Regions from separate parts of the Mus musculus genome. Here region 1 is linked to region 2. A link is a loop called in an ENCODE intact Hi-C map of the cell type or tissue named here. Cell type or tissue: left cerebral cortex. All regions are shown on one strand.

Region 1 (2,500 bases), 1.0 Mb after region 2:
TATGCCGGGGCCTAGCAAACACAGAAGTGGGTGCTCACAGTCAGCTATTGGATGGATCACAGGGCTCCCAATGGAGGAGCTAGAGAAAGCACCCAAGGAGCTAAAGGGATCTGCAACCCTATAGGTGGAACAACTTTATGAACTAACCAGTATCCCGGAGCTCTTGACTCTAGCTGCATATGTATCAAAAGATGGCCAAGTCGGCCATCACTGCAAAGAGAGGCCCATTGGACTTGCAAACTGTATATGCCCCAGTACAGGTGAATGCCAGGGCCAAAAAAAAAAAAAAAAAAAAAATGGGAATGAGTGGGTAGGGAAGTGGGGGGGGGGAGGGTACGGGGGACTTTTGGGATAGCATAGGAAATGTAATTGAGGAAAATATGTAATAAAAATAAATAAATAAAAATAAATAAAAAAATCACAAGGTTTTTTCTAGATTAGCAGTGCTGTCATTTGAATGTGTCTCTTCCAAGATTTATATTGAAATTTAATCCTTATCATGTAGTTATTAAGTGGTGGGGCCTTTTGGGAAGTGATTAAATTGTAAGATCCCTGTCTTTATGAACAATTTAATATCCTTATAAAACAGACACCAGAAAGAGTCCATACCTTTTTTCCTTTTGAAATTTACAAGTTGAGGAAGTGGCTCTCAACAGATACCTCATGTGGGCACCTTGAATATCCAGGAATACAGTATTAGAAGAATAAATGTGTGCTGTTTATAAATTACTTGTTATAGTATTAAAAATGAAAGAAGACAAACATTAAGAAAATTTTTATTAGATCACAGCAGAAGTTATTGAAAATGTTGCGTTCAGTTCTGGCAGTGCTTTCAGTGGGTCCTTCTTTTCTTCTCTTGAATTATCAGGGGACTGCCATATTTCCTACATAAAGCAGAACGTTTCCTGGGCTCCATACCATCCACTGTCTTGTTTTCAGTCATACTCAATGGGGATAATCTATACTAGTCTTTGTAACAGATACAAATATGATTAATCTTATTTACTTGGAAGCTAATAGAAATTTTAATTATAGAGTAGGATTCTGTTTTCATTTGCAAAGCTCAAAGTCCCAAATTTATTCCCCTGTAATCTCTCTTTTCTTGTTAGTGTGATGACCTGAGCTGAGAATGTCTTCTCTTTATCTTTCACACTCTTTGTAATTGCAGAATGTATGACTAATGACAGTGTTGAAAAGGGAGGAGGAGAGTGGGAGGAAGAAATGATCATCACTACTGTACCAGACATTTCTCTGAGATCTTTACATTAATTATCTCATTTTGTCCTGGCAAGAACTCTTTGAGACAGCTGCTATTTTGTCCCATTTACTTATAAGGAAGCAAAAGTATAGCTAGATTAAGTAACTCAAAATTTTGAAAAAAAAATCAAGATCACTTAGTATATGACCTAGCTGAGTCTGAAGTCTCTTCTCTTGACCTGAGTGAATTTTTTTTCCAGTATTTTAGTTGCCCTAGTTGGTGTGTCCTGATGTACCCTGTCATTTGCCTGCATATAGCTTGCTTTGCCTTAAAGGATGTTCCAGGATGCAATGATCCATCATTCACACCTCCCACCAATTTCTACTGTTCATCATATGGCATTTGGAGCTCTGTAGAAGGAAGATGGAGAAAAGTTGAGAAGATGATATCCCAACTCAAAGACTGTCATTTAGTGAAAAAAAATTGCATTAAATTTTGTCCTGTTATATTTTTAGTGCTTGATGTGGTGCTCCTAATCTTTCCTTCTACCTCTTTGCACCTTGTGGATCTGGGGATACAGTTCAGTTGTAGAATGCTTAGCTTGCCTACATAAGGTTAAGACATCCACCTTCAGCACACACACAGACACACACACACACACACACACACACACACACACACACGAGAGGTAGGGGAGGAGAGGGAGAAAGGGGCAGATATTGTTTGAGCATATATTGGCTAGTAAGTATGATTCTTTATCCATGTTCATATGTAGTATACTTAGATAAAATTCTTTCCTGCATCCACTCTGTAATCAGGAGGAGCCCTTGGTTCATCATGCTATCATCTTCTCATCATTGTGTTACATCAACTATTGTATTATGTCTCAACAATGTATTTTTATCAGCTAAGATATATTTTTAAAGGGAATATGAGAAAGAGAAGAATCAAGCACTTTGGCTATTCCATCCTCTTCTAGTTGTTTTTACTAATTGCCAAGGCAGCAGAAACATTATAAACTATTTTCTATTCATAATGCTGCAAGTCTGTTGATAGCCATGCAAATTAACTAATTTTTCTTAAGTACTAAGGAATATAAAAAGTGAAATTCTCAGTAGTTTGGGGGTATACATATACATCATAATTTTTACTTTCAAGTTTCTAATGGGAGAATGGTATAGTTATGATTCTTTGCTTCTTTCTCATACACCATAGGACTTGTTGCACAGTGTATCAAAGTGTGAGTGGAGCCTAGAAAAGGTAAAGACTCCTTTCTATGAGAGTCACTTTGAAATGACTTCC
Region 2 (2,500 bases):
GGAACGGGTGCGGGAGGCCCCGGGCATCGCTGAAAAGCATTTTTCCACACTCCCGCTCCCTCGCGTGGAGACTCACTTGCCGATCACCTCGCATAGCTCGTACACATCCTCGAACAGCACGTCGTCGTCGGCCATGGTCCGAAGGGGACAGCGGCCGCAGCGTGGAGGGTTCTGAAAACTGGGTTGGGGGCGCCCAAGAGCTCAGTGCCCGGCTCCGGGCTCGTGTCCTCCACTCAGGACCCGCAAGCCCTCGGTGCTGAGGAAGCTCGACTGGGGCCGTGAGGCCCGGAGACTGCAGCGCCTTTCCTCTGCCGGCTGCCGCCCCGGCGCGGGCGGCGGGGCCGGGGCGTGGGAGCGAGGGCGGCCCGGGCCCGGCGCCGCCCGCCCGCCCGCTGCTCCTCGCGCGGTGGCTGGCGACCGCGCTGCCGGGGCGTGCGGACCCTCGGGGACCGCGAAGCGCCGCACTCTCCGCTCGTCAGCCCGCGCGGGCCGCGAGGCCGCGACCGCTCCCTCTGCCCGAGACCGGCTCCGGCGCGGCGCGGGGCAGCTCGGGCTACAGGGGGGGCCGCGGCAGCACCATGGAGGGAGGATCGTCGCGAAGGGAGGTGGTGGCGGCTGATCCGCGCTGGGGACCAGGAGGCGGCGGCAGAGACGCTCCCTCCTCCTTCTCCTCCTCCTCCCGCCGCCGCCGCCCTCCCGAGTGTGGGAGGGGGCTTCGCGGGATGAGCGTTCAGTGCGGGCGGGAGCCGCGACCGCTGCCTTCAGCTCCTCCCCTCAGCCTCAGCAGCCGCCAGGCTCCCGAGCCCGAGCACCCGCCTGGCGCGGACTAACCCTCCTCCCTTTCGGCCCGCACGGCAGCGAGACCCGCAGGCCCCGCCCCTCCAGCCCGTTGGGAGGCGTGGACCGCGGAAGGAGGCGGAGGAAGGGAGGGGGAAAAAAAAAAAGCGCTCCCAGTGGCGCCTGCGCGCAGCGCCCGCAACGTCACGAAGAACCGGCGGGCGCGGGGAATCTAGAGGGCGCTGGGGGTCGGCTAGCGGAGCTGCCCGGGTTGCGGGTTGCAGCTGCTGAGGTGGGGCTGGTGGAGGTCGTCGCCTCTACTCCCAAGCTGCGACCAAGTGGAGAAGAGGGGCGAGGGACAAAAGGTCCATAGCAGTCTGCACGTTCTTAGACGGCGTGCTCAGCACTCTGGCAGCTTTCCCTCTTCTTTCGTAATCTCAGAAAGCCGTTCCCCAGGTTTTTGCTGGGGGAGGGGGGAAACGCAGAGAAAAGGTTCTAATGAATGAAAAAGCCTGAAAGGAGGTGGAGAAAGATTGTCACTCAAGACCGTGTTTGGCGGCGGTGGATGCTTTTAGTGCCACCTTGCCATTCCTTAATGAAGATGAGGGCTGGGGGAGGGGGAGAATTGTCCAAGGAAAGGACGGAACAAAAACTGCAGAGGAAGGTGTACAACAAGAACAGTGAACTAGCGAAACAGCTTCGCCTGCCACCCGCTCCAAACTAACCAATATCTATGCAGTTTCTATTGCTGCTAGACAAAACCTAGAGACGGACCAGGAAAAGAGTGTCGTAAAGAGACTTTAAATCCATTGAATATTGTTCCTCAGCACCAGCATCTGCTTTGTTCACTCCCTATAAGTGTTGGAGTTCTTAGCATAAAAAAATGTCACTAGAAGGAATGGACGCACAGGGTCAGCCGCGGAGTAAGGCTGTGGGTGTTGCCGCTGTGCTAGGTTGTATGCAATATGAAGATTTCTGTTCAACTGAGCATGTGCAGAATGAGCCAACGCCACCAGACAGGTATATGCCTTAGTTGAAGACCAATAAAAAAAGAAGTCTTTGTTCCTCCTCATAGCAGAAGTGTCCAATTAGTTCATAAGTCAGCTCTCCAGAAATCATCTGTTAAAATTCTCAGCGCGGTATTTTTTAAACTAGTATTTACCAAAGTGCAGGGGGCAGGGTGAAGATAAAGCCCATTTCCTTTAAACAAAACAAAACAAAACAAAAAACAAAACGATCTGTACAAACCCTTAATCACTCCCTCGAGAGCCTGGCTGATTTGCTTGCTAAATATTTGGGAGCTAAACCTTCTTTCCTTTTCATTTCTTTCTTGCAAATCAGGGGAAATATAATTGCACAAATAGGTTTTCCTCCTTTCCCAAAGATTTTGTGTTTTCTCTAAAGAATGGGCTTCAGAGCCCAAAACACTTTGTCTTCTTTGGGGGCCCAACAGTTCCAAGTCGCTTACCCCAACCTATCATGTCTACCTGTCACCCAATGAATTCGGAATCATCCACTCTCCTCTGAACCCCACGTCACCTTGCCAGCCTAACTTTCTTTCTCCTGCCAAAACATGAGCTATGCTAAGGTTTGTCTACTTCATTTTGGAGTTTATCTTTCGTGGAGAATTTCTCTCAAAAGTACAAACGGATGATTATTAAGCAGAAAAGGAAACGCAGGTGGAAAAAAAAATAAGGGCAAGGCTAAGCATGGTCTCTGTACA

The links. Peaks named below come from ENCODE experiments on the same cell type or tissue, not always from the same donor. Only the 100,000 strongest peaks of a DNase experiment are listed, where the experiment ranks them.
Region 1: it touches region 2 in a loop (9-fold over the local background); 3 of 42 quality-filtered maps call a loop at or near these places.

The regions. Positions count from the first base shown.
Region 1 is chrX:14,844,000-14,846,499 of GRCm38, forward strand. No RefSeq gene overlaps it. Among named protein-coding and RNA genes, the nearest start is that of n-TPtgg3, 140 kb to the left of the region's middle. In left cerebral cortex, no CTCF peak of the experiment used is centred here; DNase peaks (open chromatin) are centred at 1,279 and 1,541.
Region 2 is chrX:13,845,932-13,848,431 of GRCm38, forward strand. Cask (calcium/calmodulin-dependent serine protein kinase (MAGUK family)) reads right to left here and starts at 625. Exons shown (of 27, transcript NM_001284503.1): 1 at 77-625. The coding sequence starts at 135. In left cerebral cortex, CTCF peaks have their summits at 162 and 961; DNase peaks (open chromatin) are centred at 90, 840 and 1,662; H3K4me3 peaks cover 1,966 bases; H3K27ac peaks cover 1,354 bases.